Regions from separate parts of the Mus musculus genome. Here region 2 is linked to region 1. Evidence: chromatin contacts called from ENCODE Hi-C or POLR2A ChIA-PET data. All regions are on one chromosome and are shown on one strand. The core of a region is the stretch at or near the end of the contact, and the rest is flanking DNA. Distances in the headings are between cores, read along the strand shown. Region 1 holds the start of Fam120a (family with sequence similarity 120, member A). Region 2 holds the start of Ippk (inositol 1,3,4,5,6-pentakisphosphate 2-kinase).

Region 1 (6,837 bases), core at 4,077-6,576:
TGATGCACTTAGCAGTGGTGACTGATTTACTGTGTCTGTGTTCTCGGTTGAGCTTGAAGAAAAGGGGCCTTTTGGCTTTGTTTCTGTGTCCACATCTCGAGCAGCTAGCTAATGCCTGCATATCCTAGGCACACTGTGAGTGGACTGTAGCTGGTCTTGTCTACGTTATGGGCTCTTCTTTTTTCCCACCGTTTATTCTCCCTTCCCTGAGGTTTCAGCCCCTAACACTAGATAGAAAACAAGGATTCGAGGAGAGAGGAATTAGGAAAACCCCTGAATCTAATCTCCTTCCTTTTGTTCCTTCTTTGACCATGGGCACAAGCAACTCCCTAAACCCCTAAGGACCACTCTTCTCCCCAATCAGCATTTAGGTACCCTCTGAAAAGCTCCCCAAATCCCAAACCTTATACAATTGTAGACATTATCTGCAGCTGGTAAAATCACTATCCTGCTAGAGCACGAGGCAAATCGAGTTAGCTGCTGCGGACAGTGGAAGGCAGCCCCATGTCCTACACCTGAGATTCAAATGCAAGCACATAACTACAGTGGACTCTTCTGTGACCTCCGCTCTGACTCTGGAAATGACACTCTCCACCACGTCTGGACCCCAAGTGATATCTGTAAGGAGGTTGTAAAGGCCCTGCCCTTTCCCTGTCTGTGGTGGTGACATGGAGTAGCCAAGCCATTGCATTTCCCTGGCTCCTCACAGGATAAATCTCAACACATTTCTGCTTATATTTACAATGGCATCTTCAAAATTTTTAAAAAAAAATGTGTATGAGTGTTGTGCATTGTCTGTCTGTGAACCACCAAGTGTCTGGTACCTTCAGAGGCCAGAAGAGGGTGTCAGTTCCCCTGGATGGTTGTTAGTGCTTAGAATCAAACTGCGATCCTCTGGGAGAGCAGCAAGTGCTCTTAGTTGCTGAGCCCTCTCTCCAGCTCCCTACAACACCATCCCTAAGTCTTGAGTCAGAATCTCAACAGCTGACCGGTTGGACCAGGAACCTACAGATCTGGCCACTGATGTATGTCTTGCCACACTGGTGGCCTTGGAAGCGAGACTCAGTGTTACTGAGTGGGCTCTGCATTTGGTCCTGGGAGGTAGTTTGTAATGAACACAACAGTCTCTGGAAAACTGAAGTAGAGGAAGAAAGGCCACTTGTTTGTTGTACAGGATGCATGTCCATCAGCCTTTGCTACTCTTACACTGGCTATCCCAGAGCAGAGCTGGAGGGCCAGCCAAACAGAACTGTTAGCAAGCTGCAAAGCTGGGGATCAATTACTGCTGACCTTGCATCTGCTATGCAGGTCCACAATTTGCAAATGATAATTTAGGGCTAGGAGTCACTCTCTTGGCTTTGTACTTTAATGTGGGAATCGGAGGAAAACAGAACCATGGGTTCTTAAAGGACAGCAACACACTCTTAGTACCATTCACTATTTGAGGGGAAAAAGATAAGACTTGTTGATTCAGAAAAATTTTCTTACTAGGATCCTGGGTTCCAGTGCAAAGTCAGACACTTCTCTTTTCTCCTCTTCTATCCTAGCCTAAAACAGAGTTTAGGAGTCCTGGGTGGAAGTCCACAAGGCATGGTCCCCAATCTCTAGCTTCAGGAAAGAGGGGTGCTAGAGAAGAGGTTTTAGGTGCCAGCATTCGGCACATAGGACATAAGGAACACCAAACAACCTCAATTAGTACAGATGGGCAAGCAAGGGGCAATTCCAGCCTCAAGGACATGCAGGGACTTATGGCTGACATGGGAAGTAGCTCTTCACATAGTAACCATTCCAGGAATTTGCTCTTTTCTTTCTTCATCGTCTTTTTTGGTCTTTCAAGATAGGGTTTCTCTGTCTAGCCCTATCTTGGAACCTACTCTGTAGATAGACCCAGCTGTCCTTGAACTCAGAATGCTGGGATCACAGGCGGGCACCACACCACCTGGTTAGGACTCTTCTCTTTATCTGTGCTGTACTGGCTAGTTTTATGTCAACTCGACACAAGCCAGAGTCATCTAAGAGAAGGGATTTCAACTGAGAAAATGCCTCTTCAAGATCAGGCTGTACACAAGTCTGTAAGGCATTTTCTTAATGATTAACGTGGGAGGGCCCAGCCATTTGTGGGTGGAGTCATTCCTGGCCTGGTGGTTGGGTTATAAAAGCAAGCTGGCCGAGCAAGCCAATGAGCAGTCACCGTTTGCAGCCACTGCATTAGCTCCTTCCTGCCTTAGGTGCCTGCTTTGTTTGAGGTCTTGCTTCGATTTCCCTTCAGTAAGGAAAGCTCAAGTGTAAGTGAAAGAAATACTTTCCAACCCAAGCTGCTTTTGGTCCTGGTGTTCCACCACAGCAAGAGAAAGCCTAATTAAGACACACCCAAAAGTTAGAATCTTACTTTCCCATAAAATGTATTTTTAAAACAGCTCAAAGCGAAAATGAATTCGCAGCTGTGAAGAGAACATTTCTAGTCCGCCTAGCTGAGTAGAAAGCTTAATCCCAGAGTACCAGAAGCCCCCAGACTAGAACAGCCTGAGACTGCATGCAGACCAAGCGTGCGCATGCTCTGTGGGGACTCTGAAGTCGCACCCAGGCACAGGTTAGGGCTAGGCACACCCCAGGAATCAAACCCCAGCGGGAATACCGTGTCTCCTCCTGATCTCTCCTCCTGATCTCGGGGCGTGTCGGGTAGGCATCATGTTGGGCGGGCAACATGCCCTGCACTTGCAATCCCAGGTCTCAGGGGGCTGAGGATGATTGCTGTATATTGAGGCTGGCTGGCTGCACAGTGGGGTCCAGGGCATCTTGGGCTATGAGTGAAACCTCGAAAATTCCCAAAACCCAACCCCAACTCCCAAACCAAAAAAAGGGCAACATTTTCCTGCTTTAAGCTGTAAGTAAATTAGCCGATGGGAAACAAGTTGAAATGCTGAGAGTAAACTCCCGCCCCCCCCCCCCCCCCGCCCCCGCCTGCTTAAGTTCTGTGCTCTGTGGCTGGCTGGCTCTCTCTATTAATCTAGTAGTCATAATCCTTTTTTTTTTTTTGGAGGCAGTCGGGGAGACAGGGTCTCTCTGTCTCTCTGTGTAGCACTGGTGACCTGGAACTCATTAGGTACAGAAGATTGTCCTTCAATTCACCCAGGTCCACCTGCCTCTGCATCCTGAGTTCTGGAATTAAAAGGGTGAGAATTCTTGGAAGTCTATGGTCATGCAGTATTATTCATTTATTTTTCCCCTCAGTAGTGTGGTAATCACTTCATGAAAAGTTTCTCTAATACAGCCCTAAATGGAGAAAAAAAAGTCCCTAATCATATTGTATTCCCAAGCAGACTCTAAGATTTAGTATTTTTCAAATAGGATTTAGATATTTAGAAAATTTAAACATCACTCAACTCCTGAATTTTCTTTATAGCGTTGTTAGCCAAACAATTTCCCAATCATTAATAAGTTTGGAGGGCATACACAGTTAAACAGGGAAAGCAAGCATGATGAAATTTTGAGGGCTTTTATTATGAAAATGAATTTTAAAGTTCTCAAAATTCCAAAGCACAGTCTATACAATCACAGAGTACAGAAGTGACTACAAAAGCTGGCATTGCTAACATCTGTATAACAACCTGGGAGGCCACAGAAAGCCAAGGCTCTCTTAAGGAGAGTGATACTTTCTTTTAGAAGGATCACCATCCTACGGTCTTAAAATAAAATGTATGCTTAATTCCAAAATCATGGGTGCTAGCACAAAAGCTTTCTCCCCTCTCCCTTTTTAAAATAAATAAATAAAAGCAGTAATGTTTAAAAGAAATAAAAAACAGGCCAGGCAGTCAGGATGGCAAAGGGCTAGCCCAAGCAGGCCAGCAAACAAGAAACCACAACAAAAATAAACACAAACCTAAACAAGTGAATGAAATATATATGGAATGTAATCTTGTTAAGAAAATACAAGTGATTCATGTGCAATCTTGTATACTAGCTGTGAATTACATAAAACTTGATTATTTTGGGGGATGTTATTATTTAGTGAGGCTTTAAGTGTAATCTTAATTTCTAAATGACATGGAATTACTTACTCTGGGATTAAGTTTTCTACTCAGCTAGGCGGACTAGTGGCCTCATCACTAATTTTATACATAAGTGGCATAACGTATCGGGTTTAAAAAAATTAAGGAAAATCCATCAAGGCCCTAAGCGCATTTCATCTGTCTACATCACAGGAGCCTGTGTTTGAGATTGGTGGAAGAATGGGGTGTTATGATCACAGTTCATTGTATACACGCATGAAACTGTCAAAGAATAAAAATAGTCTTTAAAAGAAAAAAAAATTAAAAGAAACTATAGAATTCAGTTTGCCTATTCTCGAAGACTCTGATGGGGGGCTTTGAGTCTGCATGAACTTGGTGTTCTGTGCGATGGATGGGTCACTCCTGTGTCCAGTGCACCCCGCTCCAGCAGCGGCTTGTCTAGAAAAAGAACAGATGAAAAATTGAAGGTAAGCAAAAAAACAAAACAAAACAAACAAAAAAAACCGCTCCTTTTTCTTGGGGGAAGGGGGAGCGGGAGGCGGGTTTCATGTAGCCCAGGCTGGCTTCCAATTGGATGGAATGACCTTGAACTTCTCTGATCCTCTACTCTCCACTTCAGAATGCTGGGATTACGGCCTAAGCAACACGCGGGAATCGAACCCTGGGCGATCGAAGATCCCAGACAAGCACTGTGCCAACTGAGCTACGTGCCCAGGTCCCCAGCGGACAGCTTCTCCTTCAGAACGTTTGGTCCTGGCTCAGCATACGTACCGTCGGCGCCTGGGTTTAGCCGGACCCTCGCAGCCCGAGCCCCTGGAGGCAGCGCACGTCCGCTCGTCTCCGGAGGGCGGCGCACGCCGGGGAGGCTTGCCCCTCTCGGGGAGTCTCCTCAGCCGGGTCCCGACACCAGGCCGTGAAGCCGCCGTCCCGTCCCGGGAGCGACGCCATCTTGTCGCCGCCGTCCTCCTCCGCGGCTCGCGCTCCCGGGCTCCAGGCTCCCCCTAACCCCGCCGCGCGACACACGCGGCGGAGGAGGAGCGCTGGCTGCCGGCCACGCCTACCGGGCCCGCAGCCGCGAGCGGGGCGGAGCCAGCCTCGGAGGCCGCGGCCTCCGGGCGCGGCCTGCACGGGCCCAGGCGCCTCCCCGAACCCGCCCGGCTGCGGCCCCCTAAAGGGCCCGACAAGCCGAGTAGCGCTCCGCCTTCTCCGCCCCGCCGCCGCCGCCCCGGGAGCCCGGCCGCGGCCCCGGCGCCGCCTCTTCCGCCTCCCGCGTCCGCGCGGGCGGGCCCGACGTCAGCGCCGCCCCGCCCGGCCCAGCTTCGGCCTCGGCCTCGCAGAGCGCGGCGGCGGCGCAGGTCCCTCCCCAGACATGGCCCTGGGAGGCGGCAGCACATGGCGGCCGCGGCGGCCGTGAGCGCGCCCCCGGCCAGCCCCAGCCAGCCCTGAGGCTGCCCGCGCCCGCCGGCCGCGCCACGGCCCTGCCGCCCCCAGCCCCGCCGCCGCCGGCCCCGCCGCCGCCCGCGCGCGCGCGCCCCGCCGCCGCCGCCATGGGCGTGCAGGGCTTCCAGGACTACATCGAGAAGCACTGTCCGAGCGCCGTGGTGCCGGTGGAGCTGCAGAAGCTGGCCCGGGGCAGCCTGGTGGGCGGCGGGCGGCAGCGGCCCCCGCAGACCCCGCTGCGCCTGCTGGTGGATGCCGACAACTGCCTGCATCGCCTGTACGGTGGCTTCTACACCGACTGGGTGAGCGGCGGCCAGTGGAACCACATGCTCGGCTACCTGGCGGCTCTGGCCAAGGCCTGCTTCGGAGGCAACATCGAGCTCTTCGTCTTCTTCAATGGCGCGCTCGAGAAGGCCCGGCTGCACGAGTGGGTCAAGCGGCAGGGCAACGAGCGCCAGACAGCGCAGCAGATCGTCAGCCATGTCCAGAACAAGGGCACGCCACCGCCCAAGGTCTGGTTCCTGCCTCCGGTCTGTATGGCCCACTGCATCCGCCTGGCGCTCATCCGCTTCCACGTCAAGGTGCGGCTGCAGCCGGTTCGCCGGGGTCTCCCAGGGCTGGGGCTGGGGTCTCTTTGGGCCTGAGTCAGGATCGGGCCTGGTGCCCTTTGGACCGATTCCCTTCGGGTTTGGGTCAGGGTTGGGGTCTGGGGTCACTTGGACAGGAGTCACAGTTGGGCTACAGGCCTCTTCGCGCTTCGGGCTGGGCCTGGGATTGCTTGGGTAGCGATCAGAGTTGAGTCTGAGGTTCCTTGGCCCAGGGGTTTGGGGCTTGGCCTAGGGTCTTTTTGGGCTTGGATTTGGGTTGGACTTGGGAGGTCTCTTAGGTCACTGTCAGCGCTGAACTAGTTCCGGGAAGCCCAGCCTAGCCCAGAGTGAGTCCTGGGTGCCCCTGCCCGTGGAAGGCCTCAGCAGGCTTCAGTGTCTCTCAGGGCCCCTCTCGGGACATAGCGTGTCACCATGCCCAGGCTTGATGCAAGCTAGGCAGAGGGGCCCTAGAGCAAGATGGATGCCCGGGCCTTTAGGCCTGGTGTGGTTGAAGTCTACCCACCACATTCCTCCCTACTCTCTGGCCTCTGTGGGCCCATAGACTTGTTCATATGACACTTGAGGCTGGTGGATAGACCCTCACCCAAAGTGGGATCGGTGGTGTCGTCTCCCACATCCTCAGTCTTTCTCCTCCCCTGAGAGGCCGACAGGCTACCCACTGGCCTTATCCTTAAGCATATACCCATCTGTCGAAATTAACCCACTCTTTCCCAGCAACAGGTTTATCTTGGAAGTCTGGAGAATAAATAATGAGAGTATATTGCCAGGACCTTAGGCAC
Region 2 (6,324 bases), core at 1,801-4,300, 450 kb before region 1:
CAAATGCACAGTCTAACGCTAAACTACACTCAAAACTCCTTCTTCCTGATTATAAATATACTCAACATAAAAGGTTTTAGATTCTTCTTCTTATGAGACAGAGTCTTCCTATGTAGCTTTGGCTGACCTGGAACTGGCTACATAGACCAGGCTACCTCCAAACTCAAAGATATCTTCCTGCCTTTGGCTTTACCAGTGCAGAAAATATTTTTTTAAAACAAAATGAGGAGCCAGGAGTGGCAGCCCGTAACCCTGATACTCAGAAGAATGAAAAAGATTGCTTGAGCTGGAGAGTTTGAGGTCAGCCAGGGCAACACAGTGAGATCCATTCTCAAGTAAGCAATCAAATGATACTACTGAAAAGCGATAACTACTTGGCAATATTTGACATATTTTCTTCTAGTCGTTGTAATTACAATCACACTGTCTGTAATTTTCTTTTCCCAATTAACATTACTAACATTTCCCCACACTGAGGGTTATTCACCTACTTTCACAAATCCATCCACAATAAAATGACCATCTAAACTGTTTCAATTGGACATATAAGACAATAGTAAATTGCAAAACATAAACCCACAAATCAAAAATCCTAAAACGCAAAACTGAGACAGAAAGTGTGAGATGATCCCTACAGCTTGATGTTCAGCCCTAAATACTCCAGACACATGCCCCAGACACTACAGGCTCTAGAAATGACCTGAGGTTCTCCACTCGGTCTCTGAAAGGTTTTAAAACTAGACCAACATGCAATGGGCAGTTCTCTTCAAGTCTCAACAAAAGTTCTTTCTGGGCAGGTTAGTTAAATAACAAGTCTTTCACGATACCTTTGTCAAGAAGAAGGAAAACATGACAGCTCTGCATAATAATAGGAGTGGACATTGTTTGCCCTGAACCTCATGGCCAACACAACCCAAAAGGCTAGGTGCCCGGGACAACTGAGTAAGAGACTGAATGACAATGAAATGTACAGTGAGCTCACAAGACTCCAGAGCCAAAACCAACCAAAGGAAGGTAAAGGAAGCAAATGCAGCTGCCTCAGGACAGTTAAGCTGCAGTAGCCTTGAGGGAGGCCACAGGCTTCAAGTCACACCCTCAGGCTGCATGGAGGGCCACCAGTGCTAAAATGCAGCAAGTTCCTGCCCAAGAGCCCTCGGGGTCTATGCCTGAGCCTGTAGACAGGACAGTGACCAGGTGGCTGACAGCCTAGTGAGTGGGTCAGAGGGCTAGCTGAGCCAGGTGGACAGGGATTTAAGGTACCGTACCTGAGAATGGACAAACCGCAAAGCTGTCACAAATCACGACGTAACTCAGACTGACAAGTAACAGTGGAAACTTCTGGAGGTGTTGCTAGGGGTAGGGGAGACAGAGAACCCTGATACAACTCTTCTCTGTGAAACTGGCTAGCGGTCCACCTTCCTGCGCACCCAAGCATGCCCCATATACTCCTGCAGCCCTCACTGATCTCCTCTACCCCAAGACCCCAGGTCCCCAGAAGGCTCATTTTCTCTCTCAATCCGTCTGCACGTGGCAGTGACAGCACGGATGTCCAGTTCCCCCACCCCAGCCCAGCTCCTGCAGGATGGGCCTAAGGATAGCTGTGTATGCATGCTACAGAGGAGGAAGGGCTGACAGGGGACTTTAGAAGAGCTTTTCAACTCAGTGACTGATGCTCGATCAGAAAGAGTGAGCATGCCTGGGGAGGCTAGGTAAAAGCCTCCCTCTCTCCAGGACTGGATGAGACAGGCCTGGGAAGCTGAGCAGAGAAACAAAGCTCACCTGCTCTCAAAGGAGAAGGGGGACTACAGACATGCCCAGGACCGAAGGGAGCAGAGTTTCTCCACCCCACTTACATTAGCACTCCTTGGTCACAAAAGGCCTTAAAACACTTCCAAGAGGGGCCTTCTCCTCTTCAGTCTACATTCTGAACAAATACACCAGGAGGTCAGAGGTGCCAACTAGACACAAGACCCAAGCTCTAGGCTGCTCAACACTCAGTACAGCTCCATACAATCTGAACTTCAGAGAGACAAAAGTACATCCTATTCCTCTCTTCACTTTCCTAATGCAGCCTACTGCTTCTCAGTGGTGGAGGTGTGAATCACCCCAGCTCCCTGAGTTATTAACCTTCTCACATGACACCTCCCCGCCTTCTACTCCCCCAGCCCACCACATTCCTGCTAGCTTGTAATCAGGCAGCAAAATGTCAGAGAAATCTGGGGCTGCACACAGATCCATCCATATGCTTCTCTTCCTTTAAATTCGCCTCCTTGGAAAGGACTACATCTTCTGAAACCGCCTTTCAAGTTGAACGAAGGAGAAACCATTTAAAGTATATGATCGGGACGCGAACCTGTGGCAGCGCCCCGTTCCTGACAGCGCAGCAGCAAGGCAGAACACCAGCTCTGTGGTTTCTCGAGGCTGAACTCCACTCGGTGGGCTGACAGCACTCTGGGAACTTTCCCCTGTGCTGCCCAGGCCCTGGTCCAGGCTCAGCCTCTGGCCCACCGTTGCCTGACAGTAAGACGAGCATCCCGGGGGAGGCTGCACGGTGTGAGGCCACGCGGCACGCACAGCGCATGAGGAAAGAGTACTGACGGGACAGAGAGAACCGAGAAGGGACACTAGGAGGAAAGGGGAGCCAACGGAGCTAGGGGTGCCGGGGATGAGTATGGAGCAGAGGAGGGTACTGTGGGGGTGCCAGGGAACCACCCGGGCGGAAGCTGGAGGAAGAGTCACGACCTGGGTACCTGGACGGTACCAGGCACAGAGCTTCGGGAGCCGTCGGGTGAGGCCCGGAGCCGGGCTGCCCGCCAGCCGCTCACCTGCGCGTGGGCCACCACAAGGCTCTTGTTGCCTTCGCCATGGTAACTCCATTCATTCTCGTCCATTTTCCCCTCTTCCATGCCCCGGCGCCCTGGAACTTCGCGGGCCGGGACGTGGGGACGAGAGCTGGAGGCCGCCCGCCTCGCAGGGCTCCCGCCGCAGCCGTCTGAAGAAAAGCGCCTGTCAGCTGCCGCCTGCGCTCTCAGCGGCGGCGACTTGCAGGCAAGGAGCGCCGGAAGCCACGCCCCCGGCGGCCGCCATTCCCAGAACGGTCAACTTCCGGGTCCCGCCCACCTTACCCTCGACGTCCAGGGTGGTAGGTGGAGTGGAAGCCATATTATGTGCTGGCAGAGTGACTCACTTCCGAAACGCGGACCTGGGAACCGGAAGGGAGGTTTCCGGATCTGCTCCCGGACCTTGAGGCCGGCGGCTTCCTGGCGCCCCGAGTCCGAGGCGCTCACCCTCGCACTGTCCTAGGGCCACGGCTGGATCTTCGTGGGGCTGCAGTAAGGCGCCGGGCGACTCTGAGCCTCCGCTTACATCTGTAGAATGGGATGCACCTTCAATGGCCTTGCTCCGGCCAAGAGAGCCATTAGGTGGTGTTCACACTACTCCGGGAAACGTGGCGAGGAAACCTCACCGTGGAGCCTTTGCCCCAAGACATCCAGAAATGCAGATGAGGCAATAGACTCTCCCACCCCATCCCAGCAGAAAGCAATGACCTCAGTTTATCCTTTAATGCGGGGAAGATTGGCCCTGCCTGGTAGAGCTGCCTAAAGAATTATATGCGGTCCTTGTGCTCTTAAAAATGATTTGGGGCTGGACATGGTGATGCTCTCAGCATTCTGGATGTGGAAGCAAGAGATTTCTAGGAGTTCGAGACCGGCCAGGGTTACTTAGTGAGATCCTGTCTCAAACATAATTTTCATATTTGTGTTAAATTGTTTGGCCACAGCACTGAATATTGCTGTAACTGGTGTATGTGAAGAAAATCCAGCTTAATGCAGGCAGATAGTATGGGTTTTTTTGTGTTAATTTTTCCAAGGAAGACTGGGAAAAAAACAAAAAAACCTGTTCATTCTAAATAGGACACCAACAACAGACTGAAAGATCCTAATAGAATGTAAAAGGTCACAGAAGCCCTCAAATTGGCAAAATAGATTTCATTGTTAGTAAAAGTAGCTTCACTGATTTAGAAAAATAGAGGTGCACAATGCTCTGGCCGCGCCTTGAACCCGTGTGTCTGCCAATGTTCTGACCGTTCCTTAAACCCAGGTGTGTGCCCACTGCTGCACCTCACTGCGAGGTGTTTGTGATATTGGTTGCTGGGATAGAATCGAAAAATCTCCCCAGTAACCACAGCCGGGCCAATCCAGAGTTGCTCCACCTGCACCAGACTCTTTCCTTGTACCCCTCCCATACCCATTTCTTAAGAATAGACATTGTTTAGATCTGGAAATCCCCTACTCCCCCCTTCTCCTCCCCCCCCCCCCCCGTGAGGGCCTATAAAAACTGGGACCCCTTTCCCCTCGGGGTCAACTCCTCTACCCCTGCGTGGGATACAAGTCGTCCCCAGAGCTCTGGCTTTCCCCCCAATAAAGCCTCAGGTGGTTTGCATCAAGTTTGGTCTTTTGTGAGTTCTTGGGGGTCCGCTATTATCCCGAGACTTGAGCGAGGGGCTCCTCTCGGGGTCTTTCAAGACCACAGAAATGAATGTACCCAAGTATAGCTTGGTGAACCAAATGAATTTACAGGTCATGCTTAGAGGAGCATGGGTGAAGGGTTATTTATATTAGTGTGGAAGACCTCAAACCAGCTGCACTGAAAAAAACAAAACAACAACAAAAAACCCCTCCCATCCTAGCACAGATCCATTCCTCTTCAAAAGCTGAGTGGGTTTCTCCTTCAGCTAGTCTACCTTCGATAACCCCTGGAAACCCATGCAGCTGAGGCGGCTGTTTTGATTAAGATGGCAAAGTCTGTGTTTTGCTCCGAAGATGGGTACACAGCACTTCATTCTTTCTCAGGCTTTCCTCCCACCCCCTCTTCTACTGTATTCTCTGAGCATTGAAGGAAGCAATAGAGATGTTTGGTGATTGCTTTTCATTTTGGCTGAGCAATGAACCACTATGCCATAGCAACAGCCACTTGATTCTTGGCAACTTGACGGGCTGTCTTCCTAGTAACTTCTACTGGCTGTGTGGGGGAGTGGGGGGGGGAATTCTCTGTACAATTGACACTAACAGCACAGTCATCTATAGGTACTCACATAAATGTTCAACAGAAAATCTGACAGGCACATACCCATTTAACTATAGAAGTAGTTCCATACAAGGGCCCTATGACCTCCCCGGGTACAATACCAACATGAGTTCCTTCCTGTAGAGGAATACTTAAAGACAATCAGAAGATGAGTTGTACCCATTAGAACAGTACCAGGTAGCATTAACACTGGTGTCCATAGACTAGCAGGACCATTTGTGACTATTCTCCCTAGCAGCCTACATAGCACTTATGGAACTTCCAAACACCACTCTGCAAGAAGGAAACTTTCAGCTCAGCCCATTTGAATTCTGCATGTCCTGCAATCAGCATGTGAAGTCTTCAGCAATAGCATTTTACCATCTATTTCCCATGTGCCAGCAACAGCACTGGCAATGGCCTGGATTGTTTTAGGATGTTAGGAACTTCCCTGGCTAACAATCAAAGAAAAAAAATAGCTCAGCCCTGTAACTTTTACTTTTTCAAGTCCTATTTTTAATGATAGTTCTTAAGACACTTTAACCTCCCTTGTAGCCCACCATCCACCAGATGTAGTGGAAAAGAAAGAATACAGAAGTGGACCTGTCTTGAAAGGTTCTTTGGAGCAACTCCCATCTGTGTTGTCTGGAAATCGGCAGTTCAGTTTACAGGTTAGCAGCAGCAGCTTGATCCACTTGCAAACAACTTCACAGATACACCAGCAGTCCAGCTTGGTAGAGTCAGGATAGCAAACAAGAATCTGCAGCAGTGGCACTATCTAGCAGAGACAGCCAGGCCTCAGCCTCAGCACAAGTCGGCAGGAGAGACCCAGAATGACACCTGGAGAAGTTCTTGGCTGTGCATCTCTCAGCGAATTGAAAATCAGCAAAGACAGGATACCAACAAGGGTTTAGCTATGCAAGCAAGCCAAGCTCCCAGCCTCCTTCACCTTCTGTCCAGTTCTGTTTATATTCCCTCTAAACATCACGTGCCTTGCCTCAGCACGTGCACCTGTCTCAGCTGACATCACTGCCAATCAGTCCGAGTCCTCAGAAGCAGCAAGAAGCTGAAGAAGCCAAAGCACACCACCAGAAATTCTTGGTGCACTTCTCTTTATGGAGTCCCGACAAATGAGCTCAGTTACATATTGTGAGGCAGACCAAAACATGCGTGTTGTCAGAAAAAAAAAAAAATCCATCACGTGTCCTTTCACGTGCTTGCTTTAATAGAACATCCTTTCACCTGTGCCTGCTTCAG

Evidence for each region. Hi-C counts contacts between places; a loop is a spot of excess contacts on that map. ChIA-PET counts read pairs that join two places held with the same protein, here RNA polymerase II (POLR2A).
Region 2: a loop to region 1 is called in a map of T-helper 2 cell, with 3 times the contacts of the local background. The contact joins the promoter of Ippk here to the promoter of Fam120a in region 1. A Hi-C loop is called at or near these places in 1 of 37 maps with a recorded cell type or tissue (T-helper 2 cell). POLR2A ChIA-PET finds 5 or more read pairs at or near these places in 1 of 5 experiments (embryonic stem cell).

Annotation. Positions count from the first base shown.
Region 1 is chr13:48,966,549-48,973,385 of GRCm38, reverse strand. Fam120a (family with sequence similarity 120, member A) reads left to right here and starts at 5,326. Exons shown (of 18, transcript NM_001033268.3): 1 at 5,326-6,031. The coding sequence starts at 5,558. It overlaps Fam120aos (family with sequence similarity 120A, opposite strand), which reads right to left and starts at 5,274. Exons shown (of 2, transcript NR_015601.1): 1 at 4,782-5,274; 2 at 3,481-4,448.
Region 2 is chr13:49,417,968-49,424,291 of GRCm38, reverse strand. Ippk (inositol 1,3,4,5,6-pentakisphosphate 2-kinase) reads right to left here and starts at 3,050. Exons shown (of 13, transcript NM_199056.4): 1 at 2,826-3,050. The coding sequence starts at 2,906.